4 separate regions of the Homo sapiens genome follow, and regions 1, 2 and 3 are each linked to region 4. A link is a contact called in ENCODE Hi-C or POLR2A ChIA-PET data. All regions are on one chromosome and are shown on one strand. Each heading gives the region's core, a stretch centred on a gene start or an enhancer-like site at or near the end of the contact. The rest is flanking DNA. Distances are from core to core; before and after follow the strand shown.

Region 1 (2,700 bases), core at 41-2,540, 410 kb before region 4:
CCTTTCTCTGATTTCCAGCGTGTACCATTTTCTAGAGTAGTGAGCTCCAAAATGGGTCATGCACTCTCTAAAATAGTGCTTTGTTATTTACTGGCCATAATTAGTTCTCATCAGTACCTCTTTGGGAATCCCTGGTCTAGAAATGATGGATTCCATATTTCTCTGATAAAATGACTTCCTAATTCTTGACCTCAGGCATGCCCCTCCTTTCCAGAGAGAAGCCCATCATTTGAGTCTGTTCTCAAGACACAGACCATCCTCCCATGACTACCTACCCTTGGCCAGTCCCTGCTGTAGCCCGACTTCTCACTGTGTTGTCACACAGACCCTGTCACTTAGAAGCTGTGGGACTTTTAGTGAGTTACTGAGATTCTCTGAGACTCAGTTTCTTCACCTGCAAGATCAAGATAATAATGTTCATCTCCCAAGATCAGGAGGAGGAACTACTAATGGAACCATGGAAAGGAACCTCAGGCATGGCACCTGGTTCAGAGGTAGTCCTCCAAATGTGCACCCTCCCTTCCCTCCTCTTGCTCGCAGCTCCTAGCTCAAGGTACTCTTGGTCACTCTTCCTTGGCCTCTGGCCTGCCTTTGACAGCTGGTAACTGACCAGTCCTTAGGCTCTGGTCCTCAGCAGCCACATGCCTTTGCCGTGATATAACTTTTCATCTGAGCCTTGATTCCTGACACATGGCACCTGCTGCCCCCACCCTGAGATCCACCATCGGCCCCTCCCCTCCTGTGATTCCTGCCACAAACTCCAGGCATGGGTGTGGCCCTATTGGAATGTGCTGGGGGAGAAGCAGGAGGCGGGGACAGGTGACACAGAGGAGGTGATGAAGGTCACACCAAGAGAGGTCCCTGGTGGTTCTTTTTACCTTGAGAGAACATCTGTGGCTTCCATGTTGTCACAAAACAAACAGAAGTGAGTCTGAAGTTTCCCAATCCCCGTAGCTGGTTTCATGGCTCTTTGACAGTCCTTTCATGTCCCTGACAGTGGTGAGCTTTTTCCCCTGGGAAGTTAGGGGGCCTCTGTTGCACCCCCGCGGCCCACCTCGCCCTGGTGACGTTATCCTGGCACTCCCAGGCTGATGACACTTAGCTGTCACCTTTCATGCATGAGCAGCTGTTGCCGCCTGTGTTTCCAGGTGGCCGAGCCCAGTCCCTGTGCCTCCCCTTCCTGCCACATGGGGGACCCTCCGACGGGCTGACTCACCCGGTTCTGCTGCCCACGGAGGGCTTCCCGCTCTGCCTTTCTTGGGCAACCTTCCCAGTTTTCGACGAATGCCTTCCGCTCACAACAGCCCTTTCCTGGGGCGTGTAGGGAACCGGGAGTGGGGTGAGGGCGGGTTCACCCTTCTGCTCAGGTTTGAGTGGCAGCCTGCAGGCGCCCAGGTCTGCGCAGAGATCTCAGACTGTCCATCAGTTCCAGGGCTATTTATGTTTCTGACATTCATTTCTTCCTGCTCCCTTCACCTCCCCCCTCCCACATCTCCTCTTTGACAAAGCTGTGATCAGCCCCACAGCAGAGGCCGTGTGTTTCTTGACCTGGCTTTCCCGTGCTGGGAGCTGGGCTTGCATCGAACCCCTCCTGCTCCCTCAGCGGCTGCGGCCCTTCCCGTCCTCCTGCTCACAGAGCGCACGAGAACCAGGGAAAGCTGTGTGGCTAGAAAGAGCCCCCTCTCACAGCTGCAGACTGCAGAGTTGTCAAGCCTCAGGCAGCTCCGCCCTTCCTTGAGCCTCAGTTTCCTCATCTGGAGAGTGAAGACAACCATCCGCATCCTGCAGCACGGCAGTGACAGTTCTGTGAGAAAAGGTGCCCAGAGTGACGTCTAGCTGCACACCGTTATTACACTACAGGATAAAACGGCTGCCATTACCACATGCTCACCATGTCCCGGGCCACGGGGCACAGATCGACTCATTCAATCCTCACTGCAAGCCATGAGGAAGATCTCACAAGAGGCCCAGGCAACAATGAGGAAATTGATGCGCCGAGAGATCAAGTGACTTTCACAAGGTCACACAGCTGGTCAGCGGCAGAGCTGGCTGTCATCCCGGCATGTGTCCCTCCTCCCTCCAGGAAGAAGCCACCCCAATCCTCCAAGGATGTTCCTTTTCCATCTTGAGGGTATCTGGCCTCCAGAGACTCCTCACTACCTCGGGGCCATTGCTTGGTTTCCCTGGCCCCCATCACCCCAGCCTCCAGCTCCGACGGTCACACTGACTCCGGGAGTTTGTCCAGGGTGAGCACTACTCCTCATACCGCTCTGAGTGCCTCTTCCATGGGGAGGCCAGTGGCTCAGGTCTTCTGCCCTCTGTTGATCAGGAGGCTGAGTTTTTCAGAAGGTCTCCCAGTCAGGTCTGGGACAGGAGCCAAACAGTGGCTCTCGGCCCTCTCCTTCCCCAGACAGGGCTCTGGAATTGGGCGCCACCCCAGCAGCCAGCGAGGGGCTGCCATGCCTGTCCCTGGGCTGGCCCTGAGCCTACAGGTGCTCTCTGGGGGCAGGGGGAGGAGGGCAGGGCCTCGAGAGCCGCAGGCAGAGCCTGGGAAGAAGGTGTCTGTTGTTTCCTTCTTCATCTCTGGGAACAATTCGCCTTTTGAGCTTCTTGGCTGAGCGAGTTGAGAGATTCTTTCTCCAAGGCTTCTTGACAGATTGATTTATCTGTTTCAGTAACTTGGACTTCCTGAGAAAGGGT
Region 2 (2,700 bases), core at 177-2,676, 320 kb before region 4:
CTTTGGGGACTCCAGTTACATGTATATTAGGCAGCTTGAAGTTATCCCACAGCTCATATGCTCTTTTTTAATGTTTTATTCTGTTTATAATACCGGATAGTTTTTGTTGCTATTTCTTCAAGTTTACAGATCTTTTTTCTTCAATGTCTAATCTACCACCAATTCCATCTAGTGATTTTTCATCTCTAGAAGTTTGATTGGGTCGTTTTGTATCTTCCATGTCTCCACTTAACTCTTTGGACACAGGAATTCATTTATAACTACTGTTTTCATGCTCTCATCTGCGAATTCTAACATTTGTACCTGCTCTGGCTCAGTTTTGATTGATGTTTATTTTCCTCATGTACTTTTCTGCTTTTTTTTTTTTTTGGCATGTCTGGTAATCTTTGCTAGATGCTAGAATATTGTAAGTTTTATCTTATTGGATGTTGAATATTTTTGTCTTACTATAAATATTCTTGAGCTTTCTTCTAGGATATGATTCATTTACTTGCAAAGTTTAATTTTTTTAGCTTTGTTAGATGGGACCAGAGCCTAGGGCTAATTATTCCTTGCTATTGAGGTAAAATCCTTCAGAGTTCTCTACCCAAGGCTGTGTGACTTTTGAGGTTTTCCAGTCTGGCTGGTGGGCATAGGCACTGGCCTTGTCTACACTGGGCACTCTTCCCTCTCATCCTCTCAGCTGGATCTTTTCCTGGCCTTGGGGCAAGAACAGTATGTGCTGATTCTATTCTGCAATGCTCCAGGGGGACCCTCTGCAAGTTCACCAATGTTCCCCTTCTGTTCAGCTCTTCCACTGGTCTGGTGTTCTGCCATGCAAAACCCTTCTTACCCTGGTCTCCCTCCTCTCCAACTCCATCTCCATCTCCTTAACTCAGGAATCCACCAAGCTCTGCCTGGTTACCCCTCCCTGTGCCGTGGCCTGGAAACACTCTCTGGAAAGGAAGCTGGGGCAGGCTAAGGCTCACCTCTTTGGTTTTCGTTCCTTCATTGCCTGATGTTCATTGTCCTGAAAAGCCATTGTTTCCATGGTTTTGCTGGTTATTTGATGGTTTTGGGAGGGAGGTTACATCTGGTCCCTGTTATTCCATCTTGGCCGAAGCAGAGAGCTCACCTTGCACTTTTCTCACTAGCAGGGCCTTTCTGATTTTAAGTGGTGTGAGTGGTCCACTGTAAGGATAGTCCTCACCCTGATGTGTTTAAGACCTGACGGGAGAGGCTGGTGTGGCCAGCGGGTGTGAGGAGGGATGGCTGGGGAGAGGCCTGAAGCTGACAGGGGCAGGGACATCTCACCACTTATCCGGGCCGCCTGGCCTTGAGGGACTAGGCCTCACAGAACATCTGTGTGGGCTGGAGGTTTGCATTTTACTCCTAGCACCACACACAATCTCAGCAGCTTTTCTGAGGGCTTTGTGCACAGCTGAGCGTGGGAGCTGCATCAGGGCAGAAAGCCCCAGAGTGCTCAGGCTTGCCAGCAAAGGCACTCTTCCATGATGCTGTCATGGGGAGAGGGGAAAGCGGAAGTGGGAAGGGCCTATGTGAATGGTGCTGGCTGGGAGGCCTGGCTTCCTCCCCCTGACCGGGCCTCTCAGACCTGGCTGCAGGACCGAGGACCCTCTCTTGTGAGGGAGTGCTGGGGCCTAGGCACAGATGTTCAGCCTGCGCCCCTGGCCTGCCTACATACCTAGGAGAGGGGAAGCCACGGCCAGGCCCAAGGCCTAGACCCAGGGCTCCCTATAACGTCTGAGCTCAGCTACACAGTGGAAAATGGAAAATATCTGCTCGGCCTGCAGCTTCGGGCGGGGTGGCTGTAAATCATCCAGGAGGCTGTGAGAGCTGCCCTTGGGCCTCCTTGGCTTGCGGGTGAGGGCCGTGGGTGGGCCCTGGGGAGCCCACCATCCAAAGGTCAGGCCAGGCCAGCCGTGGGAGAGACAGAGTGAGGGTCAGCGGGCCCCAGAGACTGGCCACTCCTACCATCTCGTTGCACAGAAGGGGAGGGGCAGTGGTGGTGACTTTTCCAGGGACATACAGCCTGATCAAGGCTGAGGTGCAGCTGGCCTTCCTCTCCCCTCTGGAGGAAGTGGACACGATGACTGGGGGCCAGGCCCTTTCTGTGCCCAATCCTGCATGATCTTCCCTGCACCCTCCCCCACCCCCACACTGGCAGGTTTCCTTTTGCTCATGGAGCTGTGGTTGGCCATGTGAGGCCTCATGAGCAAATGCAGCAGCAGAGCTGGTCTGAGAATGTAGGAAGAAACAGACTCAGTTTCTCTTACACTCTCACTCTGTCAACACAGAAAACATGTGTGACCAAATGTGTGGGGGTTTTTCTCCATACCCACGGCAAGCAAGCACTTCTGCCGTGAATACCAGCTAGGTGTCCTCCAATTCAATTCAGTTTTGACCCTGTCTACCTGCAGACAGCATCAGATCCCACAGGTTGAGAGCTCAGTCCCACAAGACCGCCCCACATCTGTGGCATCCCACAGATGCCAGTCTCAAGTACAGGTTCTTCAACTACCTGTGCTTCTGACCAACCAGCTATAAATCTGGGTTCCCATGCCGCCTTCCTTGGGTTTGATTAATGTGCTAGAACAGCTCACAGAACTCGGGAAATACTTCTGTTTGCTGGCTTATTGTAAAGAATATTACAAAGGATAAAGGTAAAGAGATGCACAGGGTGAGGCATGGGGGGTGGTG
Region 3 (2,700 bases), core at 159-2,658, 460 kb before region 4:
TTGAAAACATAAATTTTTTAAATGTTTTGATTCTATTTACCATTATTTAGGGTTTTTGATAAAAAATAAATTCAAATTTTGTACATATTAAATGCAATCAACTTTTATTTTTCATCATATAAGCTGGCGTTAGCAAACTTTTTCTTAATGGGCTAGATAATAAATATGGTAGGCAGGCAATATGGTCTCTATTACAAACACTCAACTCTGCCATTGCAGCATAAAAGCAGCCGCAACAAAACATAAGTGATTGTATGCGTCTATGGTCCAATAAGACCTTATTTACAAAACAATTTGTTTGTATCTTGCTTCATGTGTAAAAATTTTTTTGATTTTGAAATTAATAAAAATGTTTGTTAATCAACTATGAACAAAGATAGAATGCCAAATCTGGCTATAGAGTTCACTGAATATTAATATTCAAAGAAGATAAATTTTGATGAAGTCTTTGGCAAACTTGCAGAAGTTAAAGCTCAAAATAAAAATCTGTGATGTTCTTGATTACTGTTACAGACCAATGTTTTTTTAAAAAGATTCTTCCCTTTTTCAAAAAAAATTTGATTTAAAAGTATTAATTCATGATCTGTCTTTTGTACTGCATATTAATTTTACTTCTTATTTTAAGAAAATGTTTAACCAGCATGACATATATATTACATATAGAAAGTTCAATGAAAGAAAACTTTCACTGTCTATACCTCTTTGCTAGCCATTATTATTATCGACTTCATTTCATGATGACTTTCTGAGACTCCTGTATATAATGGAAGGGATATGAAAACATGAGCCACTCTGGGCAGTGGTGTGCTAGAGCCAGCTTGCTGCAGCTCATGACAACTGATGGCGAGGTCTCTTCCCAGTTCTGTGTCCGTACCTTGAAATCAGCCACAATGGGAGTATTTACACCGTGGAACTCTGCAAACACCACAGATGAGTGCTGGAGCCCCCAGAGAGCTGGTTGTTAAATATTTACCAGTCCACCTCTGACTCTGGTTCTTGATATGCCAGGTACAGGGCCCAGTCCTGTTTGGGTCCCTCTTAGGTAGTGATGGAATGCTGCAGGCATGCTCAGTCTTACTGTTTGGCAAAGCTGATAACACCCAGCGAATAAGGAGAAGCATAAGGCCTCTCTGTCATCTGTCATCTTTTGGTCAGGTATTCAGTTTCTCTCTTTGGACCCAGTATTCTTCCAGGAGCTAACTGACAAAAGAATAGGTGCTTACTGAACAGATCAGAGCTTTGCTTCGAAATCTTAGGGTTTCAGTTACGATTTCCTATCAGTGCTTTCAACACTCAGACCTACTGAAGAAACAGCACCATTGGATCTATTGGGTTATAAGGCCCAAGGGGCAGAGCTACTTATAGCCTTGGCCAGCTTAAGAGCTTTCTCTTGCTGTGAGCCCCACCCAAGCTGGGGTGTCTTATGGCTTACTCATAAATGAGTCGTAAGAACACAACACAACCAAACAGGGTGTGCTCCTTACAAAGTGTAAAGGGGTTCACAAAGCCCCATGCCTCCTTTTTGTACAAGGGGATAAAGTGAAACAACTTCTTCACTTTGGAGCAAATATCCCAATATGTCTCAGACCACCAGAATCCCAGAAACTTCAGTGAGATGGCCCTGTATTTGTATGGAGTTTATCACCTATCTTACATCACACATATGCCTTAACAAAGGCTTGTAAGTACATGTACTTTCTACTTTCCCTGGTTTCCTAGCTTGATATCTGCAATGTAGGAGATGAACATTGCATCATGGGAGATGGTGAGACAGTTAGGGTGAATTGTGCCACAAAGCCAGAAGGCTGATGTAATCACAGAGCAGATCATGAAGATGTACTGCTATCCTTTCCAGGTGAAAACAAACTACTGAATTCCTGAAGCTTTTTACGTTCATAGGAATTTTCTTTAAATGACCAACTGTGATGCCATGGGCTGTGTAAATGTGTAAAGATTCCTCATCTTAAAATAACAGCTGTAATTGAGGTCACCACTTGAATACATTTACAATAATCTGTGGTTACTCTCCAAGATCCACCTGTCTTCTTTATCAACTAAATAGGCAAGTTATATGAAAATAAAATAAGAATCACTACTCTTGCACTTTTTTCAAATATTTCATGTTGGCACTAATATGTGAAATTCCCCAAAGGATATGGAACTGTATGGACTAATAACTTGGTAGGGAAGCAGAATTCCAGGGGCTTCCATTTGGCCCATCCCAGTACTATACTAGGCCTATGATAGCCATTATTCTACAAATCAAAGAGTCAGTGTAGAGATTCTGTCAATTTCTAAGCATTTCCAACTATTCATGTGAAAATGGAAAATAAACATGGGATGGGCTTGGATTCTCATTGTCTTCAGTCAGGTGAATTGAGTTAAAACTCCAATTATCCCCTTAGCCTCAAAATCCTCTGACTGGTAGACCACAGTGATGTTATAAGTTTCCAGGAATTAGTCTTAGCTCAGAACCAATGTTCAACAGTTCTTTCTCCAGTGCAGAATTACCTGACAAATGGCCCAGGTCACTCTGTGATAGACCTGGAGAAAGATTCATGTTATTACAAGGTCCTGCCTTAAGGCCAATGGATTTATTCCTGGGGGGACTGAATCTGTGAATTGAATCAAGCCTACCTAGGGATTAGTTGAAAAGCCATGATTTTCTATCGCGATGACTCCAGTCAAATCCAAAGAAAC
Region 4 (2,700 bases), core at 153-2,652:
ACGCACGCACACACAGATACACACAGACACATGCAGACACACAAACACGTAGACACACACACACAGACACACACAGACACACACACACACGACCTATTACAGGGACTTGGCCTTGTGAAACCTTGGGCACTGGCCACCCCGTCTAAGGGAACTGCTGCTTCTCCGGTGCGTGGAGCTGGCAGGGCGGGCGTGGGGAAAAGGGGATGACCATGAAGTGGGGTAGGAGGACAAACGGAACCTGACAGGCTGAGCTGGAACTCCCACCGGGAAGTGGCAGACCCCAAGTCAATCTGTCCCCTGCTCTAAGCCTCTACCTTCGAGGATGGGCACCCCGTGGAAGAAGCCGGCACTTTCATGAACTAAGCATATACCTGGCCTGGGAGTCAAGAAGGCCACAGGAGGCTCTGGCTGGGCTGGAAGAGCTATGCCCCAGCTGCCTGGACACCAAATCCATCTCCTGAGATCAGCAGCACCTGCGAGTCCCCTGTGTGTTGGGAGGCACTGGCCCCTCTCGCCTTCTGAGTGTAAAAGGAAGACATGACTGCTGCTCCCTCTGCCCCTCCCCTGGGGCCCCAGATAACCCAAGCCTGTGCAGGGAAGGGAGTTCTGGGTGCTGCAGTTCAGCTCAGCTAGGCTGACCGGACACACATCTGTCACACCACCCCAGAGCCTAACCCATGCCGGGTCCTGGAGCTACTCCCGGTGGTGGCCACACTTCCTGCCTCCAGGAAATCCATCATCTCCTGGGAAAGACAAGTCAAGAGACAAAAACACCATTGAATGTGCACGGTGAGGTGGGCAATAGCCATGCAGGCCTGACGGGGAGAATGTGTCCCGTACCAGGGGAAGACTGCAGTGGCCCCCAGGGATGGAGAGGGCCGAGGTCCCGGGGAGGGGGCAGCTGTGCCAGCTCCAGGGCCTTCACTTCTGGGCCTTGGGCTGATGATGCTCCCCTGGGGAGGGCAAAAGGGAGGACAGCGAGGAGCAGGCTTTGGGTGGGACCAGCTGGGAACAATACCTGTGTCTGCCTTGCCAAGCCTCACAATTCCTATCTAGAAAATGGGGTTGTTGGGAGAATTGAAGATAAAATATATACAAGTATTGCACTGGACCTGACTCTCCCCACCCCAAAGTTGACCATTCCCAAAATTGACAGTGTCGTTATCTAGGTCCTAAAAAATCCAAGGGAGAAATGAGATTTCCTGTGTCTTCCCAGAAGCTACGCCACTGCTCTTGAACTTGGGAATTGCCACGAAGTGCAGGGGGTGGGGTGGACACGGAGGTCTGTAGGGCCGAGGAAAAAAAACACGACACAACTGGGGCCTTCCAGGGTCTCCCCCGACCCCTGTTCATCCTGCCTGCAGCACCTCATTCCCAACGAGGGCCTGCAGCCAGCTCCTGCCATCTGCCATGAGTTATAGAAAACAGGCAGTGATTAATCAGCCAGTCAACGCCGCGTGCAGCTATCCTCTTTCATTTATCTGCCCCCTGACCCCCCCAGCACAGTCCACGCAGCAATAGGCAAGTGTATTAATCATACGCTTTAAAAATATTTAAAGGAGGAGCTGAGCCTGGAGCAGAGTCTCCTTTAATGGACTCATTTTCAGCTGAGGGTGAGTATGCTAATTAGGAGATAAAACAAACGGGCTGTTTGAAATGCAAATGAGCTGCTGGGAGCACTTCTGGTCCCTTCCTTCCCTGCCGCCTGTTTGGGAGGCTAAATCTTATTTCTCCCAGCCGCTTCCCGCCACCGATTTCTAACCAGAAAAGATAGTGGCTGATTCTAAAACTGAGAGGTACTAGGTCGTGTTTTCACCGCCCCCCCTCCCCGCCCCCCGCCTTTGCCCTGGATCAAGGAGCAGAGAGGACAAAAGTTGCCCCAACTCCAACTCCAGCATGAAAAAACCCCAGCCGGGAGGGGAGGCGTGGCTGCTCTCCCCCCATCTCCTGGCACCCACCCAGTCCTCCCCATCTCTTGCCAACCCTGCCCCCTCAGTTTCTCTCCTCTCCTTTTCCTCTGCCTCTGCCCAGCTTGGCGTTTCCCAGCTCGCCTCCCTGCCCACCTCCTTGCCCTCTCCATTCCGTCAGCTGCTAGCAGGAGCCTCGGGCACAAATCCAGAGCCTTCCTGGCTGCAGCCTTTCCTGGGGTCCCAGGCACCACTCCCACCTACCACCCAGTCTAAACCCCGCCTCCTGTCCCCGCTGCCCTGGGGCCCTCCCTGCCCCATCACAACCACACACCTGCTATTCCCTCCTCTGGGCTTGGGGAATCCTAGTGCCCCTGCTTGGAGCCTTCCCTCCCACCTCCCGTGGCTGGCTCCCCAGCCCTTCAGGACTCAGGGCGCATCACCTCCTCAGGGAAGCCCTCAGACCTCCTGGTGCCTTCGTGATTCCTGGATCTGGCACCTGTCTTGGGTGTGACAAAGCATGTATGTGTTTGTGGATTTGTCACCCCTCTTCCCAGGACCTAGGGCTCCTTGGCGCAGGAGCTGTTTTCTCCCCTGCCATGCGCCGTGCCTGCTGGCACATGGCTAGCATCTAGTGAGTGCACACTGAGTTGAGTTGATTGCTAGGAGGCCCATGAGCTCCCTGCATCCCCTGACAGGCACTGCACCAGCCTAGGGAGCCCTGGCAGCTCGGGATGACCACCTGCTCTAAGGCAGGTCTGGAGAGGCAGAGAGGAGCATTCAATCCAGGGGC

Evidence for each region. Hi-C counts contacts between places; a loop is a spot of excess contacts on that map. ChIA-PET counts read pairs that join two places held with the same protein, here RNA polymerase II (POLR2A). Pooled maps may share reads with other maps.
Region 1: POLR2A ChIA-PET joins it to region 4 with 20 read pairs in WTC11. The contact joins two enhancer-like sites. POLR2A ChIA-PET finds 5 or more read pairs at or near these places in 4 of 52 experiments (H1, HCT116 and WTC11).
Region 2: POLR2A ChIA-PET joins it to region 4 with 10 read pairs in WTC11. The contact joins two enhancer-like sites. A Hi-C loop is called at or near these places in 1 of 50 pooled maps. POLR2A ChIA-PET finds 5 or more read pairs at or near these places in 12 of 52 experiments (AG04449, AG04450, Caco-2 and 7 more).
Region 3: a loop to region 4 is called in a map of mammary epithelial cell, with 19 times the contacts of the local background. The contact joins two enhancer-like sites. A Hi-C loop is called at or near these places in 1 of 168 maps with a recorded cell type or tissue (mammary epithelial cell). POLR2A ChIA-PET finds 5 or more read pairs at or near these places in 2 of 52 experiments (AG04449 and WTC11).

Annotation. Positions count from the first base shown.
Region 1 is chr2:120,668,526-120,671,225 of GRCh38, forward strand. No RefSeq gene overlaps it. Among named protein-coding and RNA genes, the nearest start is that of GLI2, 66 kb to the right of the region's middle. RefSeq lists enhancers at 470-1,669, 820-1,321 and a silencer at 1,088-1,382. Within about 2 kb of position 1,291, at least 8 of the 41 ENCODE cell types and tissues checked have a DNase peak (open chromatin) inside an H3K27ac peak, as active enhancers do.
Region 2 is chr2:120,756,870-120,759,569 of GRCh38, forward strand. The region is part of intron 1 of GLI2 (GLI family zinc finger 2); the gene reads left to right. Among named protein-coding and RNA genes, the nearest start is that of GLI2, 22 kb to the left of the region's middle. RefSeq lists an enhancer at 1,536-2,397. Within about 2 kb of position 1,427, at least 15 of the 41 ENCODE cell types and tissues checked have a DNase peak (open chromatin) inside an H3K27ac peak, as active enhancers do.
Region 3 is chr2:120,618,828-120,621,527 of GRCh38, forward strand. No RefSeq gene overlaps it. Among named protein-coding and RNA genes, the nearest start is that of GLI2, 120 kb to the right of the region's middle. Within about 2 kb of position 1,409, at least 2 of the 41 ENCODE cell types and tissues checked have a DNase peak (open chromatin) inside an H3K27ac peak, as active enhancers do.
Region 4 is chr2:121,073,839-121,076,538 of GRCh38, forward strand. No RefSeq gene overlaps it. Among named protein-coding and RNA genes, the nearest start is that of TFCP2L1, 210 kb to the right of the region's middle. RefSeq lists enhancers at 571-1,421, 1,004-1,903, 1,422-2,273 and a silencer at 1,315-1,609. Within about 2 kb of position 1,403, at least 3 of the 41 ENCODE cell types and tissues checked have a DNase peak (open chromatin) inside an H3K27ac peak, as active enhancers do.